Linked DNA regions of Homo sapiens: region 1 is linked to region 2. Evidence: read pairs that join two places in POLR2A ChIA-PET (ENCODE). Cell type or tissue: Panc1. All regions are shown on one strand. Links, peaks and the distances in the headings refer to the core of each region. The heading gives the core; the rest is flanking DNA. Region 1 has its middle 6.9 kb from the start of SPINDOC. Region 2 has its middle 13 kb from the start of COX8A.

Region 1 (4,384 bases), core at 185-4,184, 150 kb before region 2:
GGAATAATTCTATGCCCGCCAATCTGACTCACCTCATTTTATTACACCAACGTGCAGGGCAGAAAGTCATTTGGTGATACGAGGATGTAAACAGTGCCTAGCATTGAACACACACGTGGACAGAGGAGGAGAAACAGGTTTGACATGTACAGAGCTAGAAGCTAGTCTGTGGGAATTAGTGGCCCATCTCCTGCCATGTGGAAAAAGACAGGCTGCAGGAAAGGGAGTATGGCTGATGTACACAAACAGAGGCAGAGACTGGGGGTGAAAAGAACGTCCTGGTAGCATTTATGTCCTGGGTCCGGTTATTCCTAAAGTCGGCCTGTATCCCTGCCCTTCCCACAATTGGGCATTCAGCCCTTCCTTCAGTTCCATGAGCCAATAAATCCCCCATTTTGTTCAAGCTAGTATATTTATTTATTTATTTCTTGAGACAGTCGCCTAGGCTGGAGTGCAGTGGCACGATCTCGGCTCACTGCAACCTCCACTTCCCGGGTTCAAGCGATTCTCCTGCCTCAGCCTCCCGAGTAGTTGGGACTACAGGCGCCTGCCGCCACACCCAGCTAATTTTTGTATTTTTAGTAGAGACGGGGTTTCACCGTGTTAGCCAGGATGGTCCCAAACTCCTGACCTTGTGATCTGCCCACCTCGGTGTCCCAAAGTGCTGGGGTTACAGGTGTCAGCCACTACGCCCAGCCAATTTTTATATTTTTAATAGAGATGAGGTTTTGTCTTGTTGTCCAGGCTGGTCTGGAACTCCTGACTTCAGGTGATCCACCCACGTCAGCCTCCCAAACTACTGGGATTACAGGCGTGAGCCATCACACCTGACCTTGAGCTAGTTTAGATTGAGAGTTCTGCAACAAGAACCCTAAAATGTGGCCACCCAGCTGGTGCTAACACCACAGATTCTGGGCTGATGCTGCAACTATAAAGATGGACAAAAACTGGTCCTGCAAACAAATAATTACAGCACAACGTGCCAAGTTTCATAACAGTGGGGTTCCAACGGATGTGGGACCAAGAGATGGACTTCTGACCACACACAACAACTGAATAAAATTTCACCAAGGAGTGCTAAGTTTTAGGGGCTGAACTGATACCAACATTGCTGTTAGGTCATTACTTTTCTTCTTTTGGATGACTTTAGGATAAGCTGGCAATAGGATTACTGAGCTGAAGAGCATGGCTATATATTTATTATGGCTTTTGCTAAAGACCACTACTAAATGCCAAGCCAGTTAAGAGTGAAGCCCCCCTGCCCTTACCTAGGCTTCAGACAGCCCTCTCCTCACTTGGAGCTGGGTCTAGTCCACTTGCTACAGCAGCCCACCCATATTTCTTTTTCTTTTTCTTTTGAGACGGAGTCTTGCTCTGTCACCCAGGCTGGAGTGCAACGGTGCAATCTCGGCTCACTGCAACCTCCGCCTCCCGGGTTCCAGTGATTCTCCTGCCTCAGCCTCCTGAGTAGCCGGAACTACAGGTGCGTGCCACCACCTGTAATTTTTGTATTTTTACAAAAATTAGCAGCCTGGCTAATTTTTGTATTTTTAGTAGAGATGAGGTTTCACCATATTGGCCAGGCTGCTCTCGAACTCCTGACCTCGTGATCCGCCTGCCTCAGACTCCCAAAGTGCTGGGATTATAGGCATGAGCCACCACGCCCGGCCCCCATATTTCAATATCCCCACAGCTATTCCCACTTGAGGCAGTCCACTCGCTGTCTCAGCTTGTCACTGGTGTCCTAAAATGCTACCAACAATAAAAGCTGTGCCAAAAGGAAATGCTTCCTCCAGCTTGGGCCTCCAGCCTAGGGGACACCATGGGGAGTGGCCTGGAGCAACTATTTGCTGGGACAGAAGCCATTGGTTCTCCACTCTTCCTGTTTTCAGTCTGTCCTGCCCCGTCCTAGGAATCTCATGTCTCAAGGCCAAATTCGCTAAGTCAAAAGACGAGTTACAGACATAACTTAGATTAGTAAGGGTCTACCCTCTCTCCTCCACAGGAAGCTGTCTCAACAATTAAGATTCCTGGCTGGGCACAGTAGCTCATGCCTGTAATTCCAGCACTTTGTGAGGCTGAGGTGGGAGGATCGTTTAAGCCCAGGAGTTTGAGACCAGCCTGGGCAACATAGGGAAACCCTGACTCTATAAAAATACAAAATGGGGCCAGGCGCATTGGCTCACACTTGTAATCCCAGTACTTTGGGAGGCCGAGGCAGGTGGATCACCAGGTCAGGAGTTCCAGACCAGCCTGGCCAATATGGTGAAACCTCATCTCTACGAAAAATACAAACAATTAGCCAGGCGCAGTGGCTCACGCCTGTAATCCCAGCACTTTGGGAGGCTGAGGTGGGTGGATCACAAGGTCAGGAGATCAAGACCATCCTGGCTAACACGGTGAAACCCCATCTCTACTAAAAATACAAAAAAATTAGCTAGGCGTGGTGGCGGGCGCCTGTAGTCCCAGCTACTCGGGAGGCTGAGGCAGGAGAATGGTGTGAACCCGGGAGGTGGAGCTTGCTGTGAGCCAAGATCACGTCACTGCACTCCAGCCTGGGCTACAGAGCAAGACTCTGTCTCAAAAAAAAAAAAAAAAAATACAAACAATTAGCTGGGCATGGTAGCGCGCACCTGTAATCCTAGCTACTCAGGAGGTTGGGGCAGGAGAACTGCTTGAACCCAGGAGGCAGAGGCTGCGGTGAGCAGAGATCGTGCCACTGCACTCTAGCCTGGGCGACAGAGCAAGACTCCACCTCAAAAATATATATGTAATAATAACAATAAATTAAATAAATAAATTCCAATTCTTGGCCAGGCACAGTGACTCACACTTGTAATCCCAGCACTTTGGGAGGCTGAGGCGGGAGGATCGCTTGAGCCCAGGAGTTCGAGGCTGTGGTGAGCTATGATTTCGCCACTGTACTCCAGGCTGGGTGACAGAGCCAGACTCTGCCTCTACAACAAACAAACAAACAAAAATTTGATTCCTGTATATGGCACTTTCTATGTAGCTGTGTAGCTGGTGGAGGAGAATTCCTGGAATTCCTAATAACTCCACTGAAGATGGTCTGGAGTCTTCCCTCAGAGCTCAGCGCAGAGAAGGTTTGCTCAGCAGAGCAGGTATGCAAGGCAGAAGGCCTGGCTTTGCAGGCCGACCAATTCGCTTCTGTGACTTTCATGTTGTTTGATTTGGTTTCTTCATCTAAGCATTGCAGTGTTTAAGAGCAAGGACAGGGGATAGAGCTAGGGTTGGGTCCTGCCTTAGCAACTAGCCACATTTCATTAAATCTAGGACATCATGGTTTGCAAGATGAACCATTATTTTATGTATCCCCAAAGAAAAAAATACTGCCAAACTATGACAATGATCTCTTATCACTTGGAATTTTATTTTACGTTTATTAAAAGAGCTCTTTTGGCCAGACTCGGTGGCTCATGCCTGTAATCCCATCACTGTGGGAGGCCGAGGTGGGTAGATCACTTGAAGTCAGGAGTTCAAGACCAGCCTGGCCAACATGATGAAACCTCGTCTGTACTAAAAATACAAAAATTAGCTGAGCATGGTGGCACATGCCTGTAATCCCAGCTACTCAGGAGGCTGAGACAGGAGAATCGCTTGAACCCGGGAGGTGGAAGTTGCAGTGAGCCAAGATAGCGCCACTGCACTCCAGCCTGGGCAACAGAGCAAGACTCTGTCTCAAAAAAAAAAAAAAAAAAATTAAAAGAGCTCTTTTAGGCCGGTGCAGTGGCTCATGCCTGTAATCCCAGCACTTTGGGAGACCAAGGCAGTCGGATCACTTGAGATCAGGAGTTCGAGATTAGCTTGGCCAACATGGTGAAACCCCATCTCTACTAAAAATACAAAAAATTAGCCGGGTGTGATGGCGGACGCCTGTAATCACAGGTACTCAGGAGGCTGAGATGGGAGAGTCACTGAAACCTGGGAGATGGAGGTTGCAGTGAGCCGAGATCGTGCCACTGTACTCCAGCCTGGGAGACAGAGTGAGACTCTGTCCCAACAACAACAAAAAAAAGAGCTCTTTTAGACTTGCAGATTTTTTTTCTTTTTTTTTTTTGAGACAGAGTCTTGCCCTGTCACCGAGGCAGGAGTGCCGAGGCAGGAGTGCAGTAGCACAATCACAGATCACTGCAACCTCCAACTCCCAGATTCAAGCGATTCTCATGCCTCAGACATCAAGGTAGCTGGGATTACAGGGGCACTCCACCACACCAAGCTAATTTTTTTTTTTTTTTTTTTGAGACGGAGTCTCACTCTGTCGCCCAGGCTGGAGTGCAGTGGCGTGAGATCGGCTCACTGCAAGCTCCACCTCCCAGGTTCATGCCATTCTCCTGCCTCAGCCTCCCAAGTAGCTGGGACTACA
Region 2 (4,384 bases), core at 299-4,298:
TGCCACTGCACTCCAGCCTGAGTGACAGAGCAAACAAGACCCTGTTCTTAAAAAAAAAAAAAAAAATTGCAGTCATTGTGTCTTACGCCTGTAATCTCAGCACTTTGGGAGGCCTAGGCAGGCAGATCACTTGAGGCCAGAAGTTCGAGACCAACCTGGGCAACATGGTGAAGCCCTGTCTCTACTAAAAATAAAAAAATTAGGCTGGGCGCGGTGGCTCACTCCTGTAATCCCAGCACTTTGGGAGGCCGAGGCGGGTGGATCACGAGGTCAGGAGATCGAGACCATCCTGGCCAACAGGGTGAAATCCCGTCTTTACTAAAAACATAAAAATTAGCTGGGCTTGGTGGCGCATGCCTGTGTTCCCAGCTACTTGGGAGGCTGAGACAGGAGAATCGCTTGAACCTGGGAGGCGGAGGTTGCAGTGAGCCGAGATCACGCCATTGTGCTCCAGCCTGGTGACAGTGAGACTCCGTCTCAAAAAATTAGGTTGGACACAGTGGCTCACACCTGTTATCCCAGCCCTTTGGGAGGCTGAGGCAGGCAGATCACGAGGTGAAGCGATCGAGACCATCCTGGCCAACATGGTGAACCCGTCTCTACTAAAAATACAAAAATTAGCCAGGCGTGGTGGCACGTGGTGGAGAATCGCTTGAACCCGGGAGGCGGAGGTTGCAGTGAGCCAAGATTGTGCCAGATACTCCAGCCTGGGCGAAGAAGCGAGACTCCATCTCAAAAAAAGAAAAAAAAATTAGCTTAGTATGGTGATGTGTGCTTGTAATCGCAGCTACTTGGAAAGCAGAGGCTGCAGTGAGCCGAGATTGCCCCACCGCACTCCAGCCTGGGCGACAAAGCAAGACTCTCTCAAAAAGATAAATGGAGAGTGAAAAGTAACTTGCTCATGGGCCCAGTAGTAAATGGCAGAGCCAAGATTTGAACACAGCGTAGGAGGTGTTATCCCCGTTTCACAGTTAGGTAACCTGCAGCTTGGGAAAGAAAAGACAGGAGCAAGCCAAGGACACCCACAGCTGTGTACCTGACTAGGTCCCTTCCCTCCCTATGCTGCCTTGCCCCACGGCGACTGTGAGAGGCCCAGCTTCTTCCTGAGCAGGAGCTATGGGCCCCAGAGGCCTCTCCTGCCCCACCTTGCTACTCCTGGTGCTGGGGACAAGGGTGGTGTCTCCTGCTTCTGGCCTGCAATGCCAGGGTATTATGCAGTGCTGCCCTGGACAGGATGTCGGTTTCTGTGATTCCATCTACGTTCCTGGATTCCTACTATGCTGAAGTGAGCAAAGAGAACCTTAGAACCTGTATTGGGGCTTTAGGAGTCTGCTGTGGGTTGTTTTCTTTGTTTGTTTGTTTTTTTGAGACAAGATCTCTGTCACCAGGCTGGAGTGCAGTGGCACAATCAGCTCACTGCAGCCTCAACCTCCTGGGCTCAGGTGATCCTCCCACTTCAGCCTCCTGAGTAGCTGAGACTGCAGGCATACGCCATCACACCCAGCTAATTTTTGTATTTTTAGTAGAGAGAAGGTTTCACCATGTTAGCCAGGCTGGTCTCAAACTCCTGAGCTCAGGTGATCCACCCACCTCGGCCTCCCAAAGTGCTGGGATTACAGGCGTGAGCTCCCAAGCCTGGCCCTGCTGTGGAGTGTTAATTCTATTAAGGTGAACATTTAATAGTCCCTACGGACTGGCAGGGCTGGGGCTGAGGTCACATCATGTGGCGCTGGTGCTTAGTGCAGGCCACCCCAGTGCTGGAGGGAGGAGGCCCTGAGAAATGGGACCAGGCTGGGAGCCCCCTAAGGGGTGGAGGCTGTTTGACTCAGAGCAGGGCTTGGTAGGCCACAGCTGGGAGATCGGGAGCAGGGTGAGAGCCAGCTGTGGCTGATTTGGCTGTTGAAAGCCAGGCCCTGCACCTCTCTGGGGTCATGCTCTGATACAGGATGGCTCTGTTGCAGCAGGTGAGGCTGACGGGTGGCCTGGACACTAGTGGCTCCTGTCCGGCTCCCTGGCCCTGAGCCCCTCAGTGGTGACAAAGGACTAGGCAGCCACGTCCACTGAGGATCGTAGTGAGGTCTCAAGCCGCCAAGTGCAGGCACTGTGGATGGCGTGGGGCAGCACATGCCCTTGAAGTTGGTCATGATGTGGAACTGCCCCCGTGCCTAGCTCGATGCCTGGCAGGTGGGCCACACGGGTGTCACATGTGGGAGCTGTGGGGGGACCGCTCCTGTGGCGGCCCCTCTCCTGAATGTTGGATATATGGGATGGGGAAAGGTGGGGTATGTGGCTGGAGGGGTCCAGGGATGGGGCACTCAGGCTAGAGCCCTCTGAGGGTCCTGGCAGTGAGATTGGTGTCCAGGAACATGAAAAGGAGTGGGGACCTGCCCTAAGCTGATCAGGGGTCCAGAAACAAGAGAGGCCCATGGGTATTGGAGCTATGAGCGCAGGCTAGGGGCTCAGAAGGCAGAGGGGCCTGGATGTGGTTCCAGCCTGGTAGGGGTGAGTCTGGGGGCCAGCCCATGATGGAGGGAAACGTGGCCTGAGAAGCCAGTCTTCACCAAGCTGGAGCCACCGTCCCACATGGGTGCAAATGCGGTGATCTCGCCCTTACCACACAGGGCTGCTGGCTGTGGACTGCGTTCCGGAAGGGGTTAACCACCACAGGCTCTCGGCAGGCCCGCCCAGCCCTCAGCTTGCACCCTTCCCTCCCGCTGCTGGAACCCTGGGGTGCCCCAGCCAGTACAGCTGTGCCTGCCTAGAGAGCAACCCCTCCACCCCCAACCCCGCCCCCGACAGCTGTGTCTGGGCCTGTCCCCTGGATGCCTGGCAACAGCTGTATCCCAGGAAGAGCAAACACTCCTCTAAGATCCTTGTCTCTGTCCCGCCCCCTCCCTTGACCGTTGCCTGGTTAGGTTTCCCAAACTAGCTCTTCCAGTGATGCCGTCTCTCCCTCCATCTTCTCCTGGAGTTTGCATTAGCGCCCCCATTTTGCAGATGGGGAAGCTAAGGCCCACGGAGGGAAAGGTGCATTCTCGAGGTACCCAGCACCCCAGTGTTAGGCCTGTATCTCCTTCCCCGAGGCCCTTGTTCACCCTCCACCTCTGGGCACTGGGCCCTTCCTGCAGCTTCACTAGAGTCTCCTGCTGCTGCCGTCACCCCAAGAGTCATTCCCCACCCACAGGCAGATGAAGAGGCCCCAGCTGCCCTCTGAAAGCACAGGGCTGGCTTCTTTGCATCCTCACCATGCAGCCCTCCTGGCCAGCCCCAGGGCTCAGTGCCTGGCACCCACCTGATGTGCCAGGAGGAGAGACCAGGCCAGGTAGGGAAACTGGATACCCAAAGCTCAGGTTCTTACCAGCTCCAGATCAGATGCTTTGGGAGGTGGCAAGCTCTAGAAAGTGTGCAGAGGAGGGGCAGCTGAGGGTTCTTACCTGCTGGCCCCTCAGGACTGGGGTGCAGCTCCCTCCCCAGGCCTCGCAGTTCCATATTTGGACAAGAGCAGCTGCTGGTCCAGAGCCTTTCATGGGGAGAGGGCCAGGCCTGGGGTGGGGAGACCCAGTGTTTGTCCAGGCCATGTGTAAGCAGTGGGTCTGGGGGCCGCCTCTGGGGTGGGGCACCTGGTATGACAATCAGTGACAGGAAGCCTGGACCAGCTCCCCTACCCATCGCCAAGGCTTGGGATCTATTCCTAGTGCCCCACTCAGGAGGGAACAGGTTGAGCCCGGGGATCAGAGAGACCAAGGGCTCAAGAGATTTAGGTCTCACCCCTTAGTAGGGAGGGACTCCCTAGCAAGCAATCGGAGCGTGGGGGCAGTCCCAGGCGGGGGAACTGAGCTCCCCGTCTTTGCAGGCAGCACAGCAGCTGTCCAGGGTGATAGAGGGGGTCCCTGTCCTGTGGAAGGTTCCTGTCACAGAGAGCCTGTCACCACATGGGGCACACCTCCCTCATTGGACCAACAAACCCCCCTCTCCTTGCTCGTTTATTATTTTGAGATGGAGTCTTGCTCTGTCACCCAGCTTGGAGGGCAGTACTGCGACCTCGGCTCACTGCAACCTCTGCCTCCTGGGTTCAAGGGATTCTCCTGCCTCAGTCTCCCGAGTAACTGGGACTACAGGTGTGTGCTACCATGCCCGGCTAGTTTTTGTATTTGTAGTAGAGATGGGGTTTCACTATGTTGGCCAGGCTGGTCTCGAACTCCTGACCTCAGGTGATCTGCCCACCTCGGCCTCCCACAGTGCTGAGATCACAGACGTGAGCTACTGCACCCAGGCTTGCTTACTTTTAAGCAGTAAGAATTGCCCTAGGCTGGGCATGGTGGCTCTTGCCTGTAATCCCAGCACTTTGAGAGGCCAAAGCGGGTGGAATGTCTGAGCTCAGGAG

Evidence for each region. ChIA-PET counts read pairs that join two places held together with the same protein. Peaks named below come from ENCODE experiments on the same cell type or tissue, not always from the same donor. Only the 100,000 strongest peaks of a DNase experiment are listed, where the experiment ranks them.
Region 1: POLR2A ChIA-PET joins it to region 2 with 6 read pairs; 7 of 35 experiments call an interaction of 5 or more read pairs at or near these places.

The regions. Positions count from the first base shown.
Region 1 is chr11:63,804,341-63,808,724 of GRCh38, forward strand. No RefSeq gene overlaps it. Among named protein-coding and RNA genes, the nearest start is that of SPINDOC, 6.9 kb to the right of the region's middle. In Panc1, for the core only: no CTCF peak of the experiment used is centred there; no DNase peak of the experiment used is centred there.
Region 2 is chr11:63,959,072-63,963,455 of GRCh38, forward strand. No RefSeq gene overlaps it. Among named protein-coding and RNA genes, the nearest start is that of COX8A, 13 kb to the right of the region's middle. RefSeq lists an enhancer at 2,156-2,713. In Panc1, for the core only: no CTCF peak of the experiment used is centred there; no DNase peak of the experiment used is centred there; H3K27ac peaks cover 233 bases.